Regions from separate parts of the Homo sapiens genome. Here region 2 is linked to region 1. The links are chromatin contacts, found by Hi-C in ENCODE. All regions are on one chromosome and are shown on one strand. Each heading gives the region's core, a stretch centred on a gene start or an enhancer-like site at or near the end of the contact. The rest is flanking DNA. Distances are from core to core; before and after follow the strand shown.

Region 1 (5,222 bases), core at 1,162-3,661:
CTTCAGACCCTCCAAAATAACTTAAAACTATTCATCATTACATTGCTCTAAGGAAGATTTTTAAAAAATCTCTTAAAGTAGAAATTAAGGTGACTTTTGTGGAGATTTTGCTTAAACTGTATACAAATTAAGCAAATCCAAGACAAGTACCTTTACTGCTACAGTTCAAAAAATTTGGGAGGAACCTAACAGTTATGACAACACAGGCAATAGAAGTAAAATTACAATAAGAAAAAAAAACAAACCAACTCAGATACTGCAAATACATCGTTTGTAATTCTTTCGTAAATATATTAAATTCATCAGAACACAGAACGTTTGTTAAAACTCCACCTTTACTTCTGGTTCTTAAGATAAGAAGAGGACACATCCCTCACAAGTTCAATTTGAACAGCCACACAGTCCCCACTGGTGTTATAAATGAAGGAGAATGCTTGTACCAAGTAGAGCGGAAATGAACATGATTTTGAATCTATTCAGACCTGAAAGGTCCAAGACAGAACAACGAAGGTAGAGGTACTGGTAAAATTCCTCGGCGAGAAAGCATTTTCTAGGCAAGTATCATGTGACCCTTCTCTGCTTTCTGAGAATGCAGTTCATGGGCACAAAAACAAATATTTAAATCCTCGTACTCTTCCTTCCCTCATTCTATCTGTATTCCTCCTTTGTCTACTAGATACTGTAGACAAAAAATGTCACTATTTAAAAACTTCATAGTTATCTGGGATAATCCAGTAATAAAACAAACTGCACAATCCATTAATTCAAAAATGAGGAAATACAAAAATGGGGGAAAAACTCATTACAAAATTAGAGACACGTACAATAAATACTATGGTAAACATCATGCTACCATTAGTCACTAATGAATGGAAGCTTTCTGCAGTAGCTGTCATCCTCAAAGCATTCCAAATAACTTGAGCAGAGGCTGGGTAATTAAGCAACTTGTTTAGTGCCAAAGGTCTTAGACCTGGACGTTCTCAACCTTTAAAATGGGAACGCTGCCTGTTTTTAAAGTACGATGTGACGTCCTGAATAAGGTAGTGAATGTGAATAAATTTGGGATGAGGTATTAGGATTTGCTCTCGCTTAAGAATGTTTTTAGGGCAGGAGGAAAACATGGTGTGAATGTGTGTGTGCAAGAGAGACATATACTGATTTTTTATGAGATATTCTGAAAGATAATGACCCTTACCTGTGGAAGAGATGCTTGCAAAAACTTCTTGCAGGGAAGGCAGTAGTGTGGCAGGCTCGGCCTTCCAGATGTTCTGCAGCAAGTTACTCACTTTTGTCACCTGGGAGACATATTCCCGCAGCTCTCTTTCCTGGGTGGACACGCACTGGAAATGGCCTATCGTTCGAACCAGCTGTTGACAGAACGTGATGGACAATTTCCCCTTGGGGATGCATTGCACAAAGTCGGTCAGAAGGTCGCTCAGTCGGGCACAGAGCTGCGGCTCCGGCCTCTCACACACCATCCGTAACACCTCTACCTGCAGGAGGCTAAAGAGATCCAGCACCGACGGACAGCTCATAATCAGCTTCAGGCCGTTGTGAATGTAGTCCAGGATGGCTACATCCTTCCTGTCCAGAGAGTGGTAGCCCTGATGAAGGAGGCCCAACACGAAGGTCTTGTTGAAGAAGGACTCGAACTCTGGCCGGTGGTATCGTGCGTAGGCCTCCAGCACCTGGTGCCCCACCTGCCGCTGGAAAGGGTCCTGGCCCTCCAGGATGAGCCGGGTCGTCAGGTCAAACATGGCCTCGCACTGCGCCTCGTCTAGCCAGTGCTCCGCCGATTCCACCACCTTCCGCACAATCACCCGCTTGAGGGGCAGGGGATGCGAGGAACTCACAAGGCCCTCCAGGATCTTGTCCATTGTCGCCACGCTGCAAGGCCAGGGCCAGGGGATAAGGAGCGGGTGGCGGCAGCCCCGAGGTGGGGCAGGAGAGCCCCGGGGCGGAGATGAACTTGGAGCGCCGCAGCAGCAGCGCGACGGGCCACGGCCACCGCCGCCTCAGCAGCCACATTTATGGCGCAGGGAGACCCATCCAAGCCGGGGCGGGAGCTAGCGAGCCTGGAGAGCCTAAGAACCGACACCTGCGGCTGGCCTAAGGCGCCAGAGGCCCGTACTCCGCCGCCGCCCCGGGCCCTCGATCCCACTCAGCATCAGCGCCGAGGGGCCTGTCGGGCCCCCCAGCGGCGTCGGCGGGAGCTCAGGGCCCGGGGCTGCTAGCCGGCGGGTGGAGGAAGCACGCCTCCGAGTTCCGGGTCAGGTGTGGGCGTCCAGTCTCCAGCAGGTCGTGAGAAGAAGCCGGTCCTGGGCTGAGTCAGGAGGCGCTGTCACGGAGAGTGCTGGGATCAGCCGGGGAGAAGAGACCGAAGCGACACCCTTTGACCCGGATTTTGAAGTGCCGGCAAACAGGAAGTGAAGGACCTAAGAACCTCCGGAAGGACCGCCCCTCCGCCCCTCTGCCCCTCCGCCCCTCCGCCTGTCCGCCTCTCTCCTTCTCCCTTGTTCCCTCTCTCCCTCCCTGCTCCCCCACCTCCCTCCCGAGTCGTAGACTCCCTTCCCCCCGGCGCTGGGAGTCTCCTTCCCGCCCCGCCGCGCAGGTGCGGCGACGGCCGCGTCACTGGAGAGTGTGTCGAGTCACAGGCGGTCTTCCGCGCGGAGCGTCCCCGGCGGACGCTGCGCAGATGGCTGCGACTGTAGGATTCTTGCCGGCTAGTCTTCGTCGGTTCCGCCTGCGTCAGGTTACTCGTGAAAACTCGAATAAGTGCTATCGATGTGAAATCCGAGGAAAAGAGCATTTGGGGGAAAAGTAAGGAAAACTCAAAACTCGGATTGAGAAGTCTGCCTTGGCTCATTAATCAAGAATTGCGCTTGCGCGCCTAAATGTGACTGCCTTTATCCTGCGATGTCGGTATTGAAGTAAGAGCAATACTGGCGGCGTACCTAGCATTTAGCGACCATCAGTATCAGTAGCAGGCCTCTAGCAAAGAACCAGTTAGTGAGCTTTGTACCATATCGAAAATTATAAGCCGTCCAAAAAAGTGTGAGAGTAAGGAAAATGGCAGATTAGAATCAAAATATTTTTATACCTGTGTCATACAAGGGTACTTTGAAAATAGAAAACCAGGTGGAAATACCACAAAACTTATTGTATATGTTGACACCGAAGATGGTTTACAATAGGGAAGAACAGGTGCAATCATGCTTGTTCTGTTTCATGCCAAATTCCGAAGATTCACAGTAAGAATTTAATCAGAGGTCTTTATATTGGAAAATATTGCCTAACTGTAGCCTGCTTCAGGCTTGGTTAATATAGTTGTGAAACTAGACATTAAGGCCCTGTAATACAGACAAAACTTTAAAGAAATAGGTCATTTAAAATGTCCCGTAGAAAAATGAACAAAATTCTGTTACTTCAGTTTGCTAAATAGTGTTTTGTTTTTTTACCAAGTTACAAACACGATTACACTAATATATTCACACGTCGATTATGGTAGTCTTAAGAAGAGCAGTTTAGAGGAGACAGGAGCTTGAGTAAAAGGGAACTTAAGACCAAGTTGACTCGTAGGAAGATACGGAAGATAAAAGAGAATTGAGGTAATTAATCTATCAGTCATGCTAGAGACAGGAATGATTTTTCCAATAGGAGGTGAAGGTACACAGATGTTTGTCTTTACTGGGAATAATGCCACAGTGGAAGACAAAGGTAATATAGAAAATAAAATATTAAGAAGGAATTAAGTATTAAGAAGGATCGTGGATTTGAGGTGGAGTGGAGGAAATTTGGAATTAATCTTTGTGCTAAGAAACTAACAGGACGAATGAAGATTGCTGAATAGTACCAGCGAAGTGATTATTCCAAAGTAGACAAGAAAAAAATATTGGTAAATTTAAAACTTGACAGATTACTTTGAATTGTCTATAACATTTTCTTCTTTCTGTTAATATTAGGTCTTGAAAAATTGAATATTACAAAATAAGATGTCTGAGAGAACATAGTGCTATTAGTCCATATAAATTACATGTCATAATATTAGACTTCCAAAAGCACCATGACTCTGTATTTTTAAAATACCTCTTGAATGATAGATGCATGAAATGAAATACTAGGTTTTTATACCAAGATATTCAACGCTTATTTCCTTCTTTTGCCACTGGTTAAAAAATGTATGTAATATGCTCTTTTATAAGATTTCAATTGAAAGTGGCCAACTTTAAATTTATTTTATAGCATAACTAAAAGTTCTATAATAATACCATGTTCCTTTTTAACATTTTAAAATATTTTCAGAAGTCTGTGGAAGATTTTTTTGCAGTGAATCATGCCACTAATCATTGGATTAGTGGGTGCTATTGTAATGGGCTTTAAAATTTCATATAAAGATTTAGTCTAAGGCCTCAATTGCCAACTACATGGTTTTACAAATATGTTAGATCTGAGAATGGAAGCTGAGTGATGGGGATGAAAGAGAAAAAGCACAGGATAAGGAGTGATTGTTTATTTAGCAACCTCTGTGTGCCTGGAACTCAATATATTACACTTTATCCTTAGTTCTCAAAACGGGGTTTTGGAAATAGATGTTAATAGCTACATTTTATAGATAAGGTATTGAAGCCAAAGGAGGTTAAAAAAAATAATCAAGTCTGACTCTAGAGTCTCTATTATTTCCATCATACTATTAGATGAAAAGTGTGTGTATGTGTTTATGTTTGTGATAAGCAAAGAGAAAAGGCAGTTCCAAAAGCAGTGGTTAGAGTTGGCCAACTGCAATAACATTATTGTGAGGTTAGTTTTCTCTTAGGAAATTTATATCACCTAATAGAATCAAAAGCAAACTGATTGTATAGATTAGAGAGGACTGTGATAAATAAACCATCATATGAAGTAATTACAAATAATCCCTGACTTTATGAAATTTATATTCATATGTTTTTTAAGTTGTAAAGAAAAAAAGACTGTAAAGAAACACACCAACCACTTTGATATGGTTTTTGTTTTAATGACTTAAAATGGACATCAAGCTAATCTTACGACACTATTTCATTTAATTTTTTTCACAGTGCAAAGTGAAAGCAAGTTTATTAAGAAAGTAAAGGAATAAAAGACAATTAAAAATTAAAAATATACCATTGGCTACTTCATAGGCAGAGCAGCCTCACTACCCTATTTTAAATCTTCCAGTGCTTCTCCTCTTAAAATTCAAATGGCTA
Region 2 (5,601 bases), core at 63-2,562, 2.3 Mb after region 1:
ATCCTCTCCATATTCAGACTGTGTGACTGAGCTTCCTTGATTTATATAGCATCTGACCCAAAATCACAAAAAAGTCACTCCTGATGACATTTGCATGGGGAGTCTTTCATTTGGACTTCAGTTCTTAATTGCCGAAATAAGTACTAGTGAATTATGTAGCGTTTTTACCCAAAACTAATCTTCTGTACAAAGTTGTGTGCATATTGAGATGATTAGTTAAGGCAGTGTAGTTTTTTAAATTTTTTCTGTATAAATTTCTTTCCTTCTTCCCCACCTCAGGCACCTACCCTACTCCTTTCAGAGCACTTTATATCCCTCTTGAAATACAAAGAAATTGAAAAAAAAAAAAAAGTAACTGTCTTTAAAGGAATTTGTCTTCTATTAGGAGACACAGACTTTTATTTTGCTTTATTCTATTCTCTTTGTACTTGGAGAGCGTAATCAACTTGTCTCATAATGGGCTAGTGATGAAACAAGGGTGATAGTTGGAAACAGTCATTACAACATGGTTATTTTTGTTATATAGAAGACTATCATGTAAATAAGTGCAATCGTGTTCTTACGTACTGGCTAAAAAAAAAATATTGCAACTATAAGGATTTTTAAATGAGGGTTGTGAATTCCAGGAAATTTCACTGCAAAATTTCTTTTGGTTTTGTTTTTTAATAAAATGGAACCAGATGCTTGTGTCTGTGTCATCTGTATTCCCTGACTTTGTTGCCTATCCCTGAGTTGCAGAGGTGGTGCTATGGATTTCAAAACATCATATTTATTGTTAAATCACAATTATGTCCAAAGACCAAGGATAATAATAGCTTCCTTATTTTTCTCAGGTAAGTCAAGTGGCAGGCACCAACCTTCTCTTAGCTCTGCTGTTCTAAGGGAATTAAGAGATTTTAGCAATTCTGAAGAAGAATGGCTGTGAAATGAGCTTGAGGTGTAGTCTGGCAAGAACTGAGCACTATGCTTATGGACTATCTCAGGCAAGTTTATACTAGGCAGAGTTATACCATGGGGTCTGCCAGATGGGCTGGGGCAGACAGATTTCTTCTTTATATTTGCTAGTATATTTCTAAAAGATTTTAAATAGCAATTCCTTGGGATTCGCAAGGGAATATGAAGAAAATTTAAAAGATGGAGCCTGCTGGCCTGGGAAGGTGGAAAAGGAAGGCAGGAAAGGAGAATGGCCCTCTATTCATTGGCCTCACCTACTGGAACCTGGTAGGCCTTTGGTTGTGGCCTAGCCCCCCCGTGCCTGGCCCAGCCGAGACTCCTGACACATGCACTTGAGGAGCAGCCAGGATTGGACATGGCCAGGCAGGAGCTGTGGGTTTCACAGAATTTGCTAGCAAAAAGAAAACACAAACAGTATTGAGTGCTGTGGCCTCCTGGAGCTGCTGTAGATAAGGAAAACATTAGTGCCCGGAGGCTTTACTCAGGGCCAGTCTATGCTTAATTTGTAGGCAGGAAGATACTCTAAGGGGATTGCTGGGAACATTCATGACTATGCCAAATTAGAAGGCACTTTAGACTTTGTTTATGCTTCCATTATTGCAATGTTTATCTGCCCAGACACTGTGGGTATGAAGCTATTACCTAGGACCTGGAAACCATCCCTCCCAACTTCAACTTCCATCATCTTTCCACTAGACCAGGGATCCCCAAATGAGGAAATGTGTTCTGTGGGATGGGATATGTTAGAATTTACAGCAGGCTCCCAAGTTCAATTAAGTTGGGATAAGGCTTCATACAACTCATATTAGCTATTAATAAATTTTTTGTTTGTTTTGTTTTGTTTTGTTTTGTTTTGGTACAGACAGGGTCTCGTTTTGTTGTCCAGGCTAGTCTTTAATTCCTGGCCTCAACTGATCCTCTCACCTTGGCCTTCCAAAGTGCTGGAATTACAGGCGTGAGCCACTGTGCCTGGCCGCTATTAAAAACTTTTGAGAAGTCTTCAGTAAGGTCACTGATTTAACTCTATAATTCAGCTTTTCCTGAAGCTGATTGACAATAAAGCCCCATTTTATCAAGGGTTATGTTTTTCCACATTACACTGGAGACCACTGTGTGGAACATGTTGGTGTTCAGACTTTAAAAAAAAAAAAAAAAGCTGCCAGACATCATTTGCTGTAAATCTTGCATATTCCACAGACCCTTGCCTCTCTTGTCCCTGCTCCTAGTTGACAAGGGGAAAGTCAGGTGATGCACAGTGAGCAGTATTAGCCTGGGGCCTGCTTCACCTGGGGTGGGTGTGACCTGGGGAGAGATCACTGGGCACTTCCCAGAGTCACACGCATGCCAGGGCATCAGCCTGGCTTCACTGGGCATCAGCCTGGCTTGCTATCATGCTGTGCCTGAAGGCGGAGGCCCCATCCCACCTAGAAACTCCACTTTGTGGGCTTTTGTTTTGAGACTTAATGCAGCATATTCACACATTTGAGAATGGAACATTTACAACCCCAGATTTTGACAAAATTAAGTAGCTAAAAAAAAAAAAAAAAAGAAAAAGAAAACTCCCCACAGCTTTGTAATGGGCCAGCTGGGTCAGCTTTGCCGCTTAACTCTTATTCTGTTAATACCTATGTTTGGAGGACTGTAAGCTAAACCATCATTCAGAAGACACAGAAGTATATTTAGTTCTGTTTATTGTTATTGTTGTTTTGTTTTTAGTTTTTTTTGAGATGGAGTCTCGCTCTGTCACCCAGGCTGGAGTGCAGTGGCACAGCCTCGGCTCACTGCAACCTCCGCCTCCTGGGTTCGAAAGCAATTCTCCTGCACACAGCCTCCCGAGGAGGAGCTGGGATTACAGGCACCCACCACCACACCTGGCTAATTTTTGGAATTTTAGTAGAGATGGGGTTTCACCATGTTAGCCAGGCTGGTCTTGAACTCCTGGCCTCTAGTAATCTGCCCACCTCGGCCTCCCAAAGTGCTGAGATTACAGGTATGAGCCACTGTGCCCGACCTAGTTCTTTTCTAAGTCTAATAATTCTTTAGAAGCCAGTGTTAGTAGTGCTACTCATCTCCTTGAATAATGCATTGCAACAAATTGGGGAACAAAGGGTAGGGAGAGAATATGAGTCATTTTTGCTCTGCGGTAATTACTATCTACAGAAGAGTGAATACCAATTAAGAAACTCAGGTGACTGAGAGAGGTCTCCTCTTTATGAGACATTTTAAAACACTAGTTCCATCATTCTTAGTGATCCAACAACAGAAGCAATTTGACCTCTTATTTCATCACACTCACAGGTAGTAGAGAGCCTCCACCAAGTCTCACTGTAAATCTTTGTTCTTGGCTGTGAGAAGAATCAGGGAGAAAGACCTTTCCACCGAGCCACCAAAGATACCATGGGGACCCTCTGCTCACTGTGATTGCATCTCCCCTTGTTGGCTTTCAGTCACAGCACCCTAGCAAAAGAAGGTGCCGTCCTAAATCTCCAACCAGTGGTAGCCTGTATCTGCTGGCATACAGGGAGGTACAAATTAAACGCCTCAATCTCTTCGGACCTTCCTGTTATGGAAGACACGCCCCACCTTCCCCCACAGGGAACATGCCTGATTAGTCATAACCCTTAAACTAATCACTCCCGCTGTGCCTCCCTCTAACATTCCCACCTTCTTTGTTCTTAAGGACATTTACTAAATAGGCAAGGGGGAAAGCAGAGCCAGGTTTCATTGGCGGGCAACTGCACTTGGTTGCTATGAGAGCTGTATACACACACAACACAGCTGTCATTGATATTATAGATCTAATGGGAGCCAAGGGTCTCAAATCTCTAAGGAGAAAAACATAATTCAGAGCTTTGGCAATGGTATCCATGTCTATAAATACATGTGAGAGCAGAGAAGTGAATTAGAGAATGTTAGAACACAATAGAGTTAGACCTGAGAATAAAATTGCATCACTCTGGGCCTGGACCTGATGTTTTTTATGCCAGCAAAACTCCCAGTTAAATATAATTTCAGGAGACCTTTACCTGAGATTGAGGTATAATGCCAGGACCTAAACACACACAGGACCTGACTCACAGAGCTTCCTTTATGATAAGGAAAGTTAAAGGTAGTCCATTTGCCTCTTATCATATTTTCTTTCCCTCTTTTTTATCTCCCTTGTTTGAAACAAAAAGGTGGAGAGGAAAAGGGAGGACATTAATGAGGGATGGACTCAGGACTAGAACTTGGGTTTTCCTGACTCCACTGCCAGAGTTCCTTCGGCAGCACCATGCTGCTTTCATAAATGGGTAAGCACCTCCTGACCACTCAAAAATATAAGGAATGGAAAGCAAGAAAAGCTGCTGGGCATGGTGGCTCGTGTCTGTAATCCCAACACTTCGGGAGGCCAAGGCAGGAGGGTTGCTTGAGGCTAGGAGTTTGAGACCAGCCTGGGCAACAAAGTGAGAGCGCTGTCGCTAGAAAAACATTAAAAAATTATCCAGGCATGGTGGCATGTGCCTATAGTCCCATCCACTCAGGAGGCTGAGGCTGGAGGATGACTTGAGCCGAGCCGAGCCAGGGATGTCAAAGCTGCAGTGAGCTATGATTGCACCACTGTACCCTGGGTGACAGAGCAAGACCCTGTCTCTATAATAAAAAAAAGAAAACTGAAAGTTTATGTATAGGAAGATTATGTATAATCAGGAAACACTCCCTGAACAGGAACAAGTCTAGTCTGGAAGTACTGGAAGTAGAATAGGATGATGCAACCACTGTATATAAGCAGGGACACCTGCAAACACACACACACACACACACACACACACACACACACACACAACCCACAAGGTGAGTCCCCACAGAATGCTAATTTTAGCTATGCAAGGAAGCTCATTATTTTAAGACCCCAATGTGTGTTATTTTCTAGACTCGCCCCTTCAAAATATGATTAGTCATGGAAATACTGGATAGAAGAGGGTGGTTTCCCCAGCAAAGGTACCACCCTCAAGCCTGAATACCTGCGGCCCTAAATAAGGACAGACATTCCTGTTTTTGCACCCAAAAGTTGCCTTCTGGCCCACAACGCCCCCTGTCCTGTACCCATATAAACCCCAAGCCCCAGGCTGGGAGAGAAGAGAAGGAACATCAGGAGAAGTTTGGCTGGGGATGGTCAGAGAATCAGCAGCTAGACAGCCAAACTCTAAGGAAAGATCATCTTTTCACTCCATCTCCTGTCCAGCTCCCCATCCATTCCACTGAGAGCCATCACCACCACTGAATAAAACCCCCACATTCAGCCTTCAAGTTAATGTCGGACCCAATTTTTTGGGATGGCTGGACAAGAGCTCAGGATACAGAAAGTTGTCATGCTGGCCCCCTGCCCTTGCAAAAAGGCAGAGGGCCCACTGACCTGGTTAACCCTTAAGCCATCCAGAAGGGCAAGACTAAAAGAGCACACTGTAACATGCACCCACCTGGGCTTTGGGAGTCGCAGACACCCACCCCTAGACACTGCCATGGGGCCAGAGCCCCAAAGCAGTCACTCTGGTTCCTGCACCTGCCATCTTCATGATCCTCCTCCCATAAAAGGGGTTTGAACTCACCAAACAGAGAGCCACACTCCTGTCGCATGTGTTGAGAAGGGGTGCAAGGGAAGTCTCCCAT

What was found. Hi-C counts contacts between places; a loop is a spot of excess contacts on that map. Pooled maps may share reads with other maps.
Region 2: a loop to region 1 is called in a pooled map, with 2.6 times the contacts of the local background. The contact joins the enhancer-like site here to the promoter of USP38 in region 1. A Hi-C loop is called at or near these places in 4 of 50 pooled maps.

Annotation. Positions count from the first base shown.
Region 1 is chr4:143,182,106-143,187,327 of GRCh38, reverse strand. USP38 (ubiquitin specific peptidase 38) reads right to left here and starts at 2,411. Exons shown (of 10, transcript NM_032557.6): 1 at 1,196-2,411. The coding sequence starts at 1,877. It overlaps USP38-DT (USP38 divergent transcript), which reads left to right and starts at 2,467. Exons shown (of 4, transcript NR_185979.1): 1 at 2,467-2,820. RefSeq lists silencers at 2,020-2,269, 2,490-2,539 and enhancers at 1,591-2,475, 2,476-3,361.
Region 2 is chr4:140,854,887-140,860,487 of GRCh38, reverse strand. It overlaps RNF150 (ring finger protein 150), which reads left to right. Exons shown (of 7, transcript NM_020724.2): 7 at 1-681. Among named protein-coding and RNA genes, the nearest start is that of TBC1D9, 100 kb to the right of the region's middle. Within about 2 kb of position 1,312, at least 2 of the 41 ENCODE cell types and tissues checked have a DNase peak (open chromatin) inside an H3K27ac peak, as active enhancers do.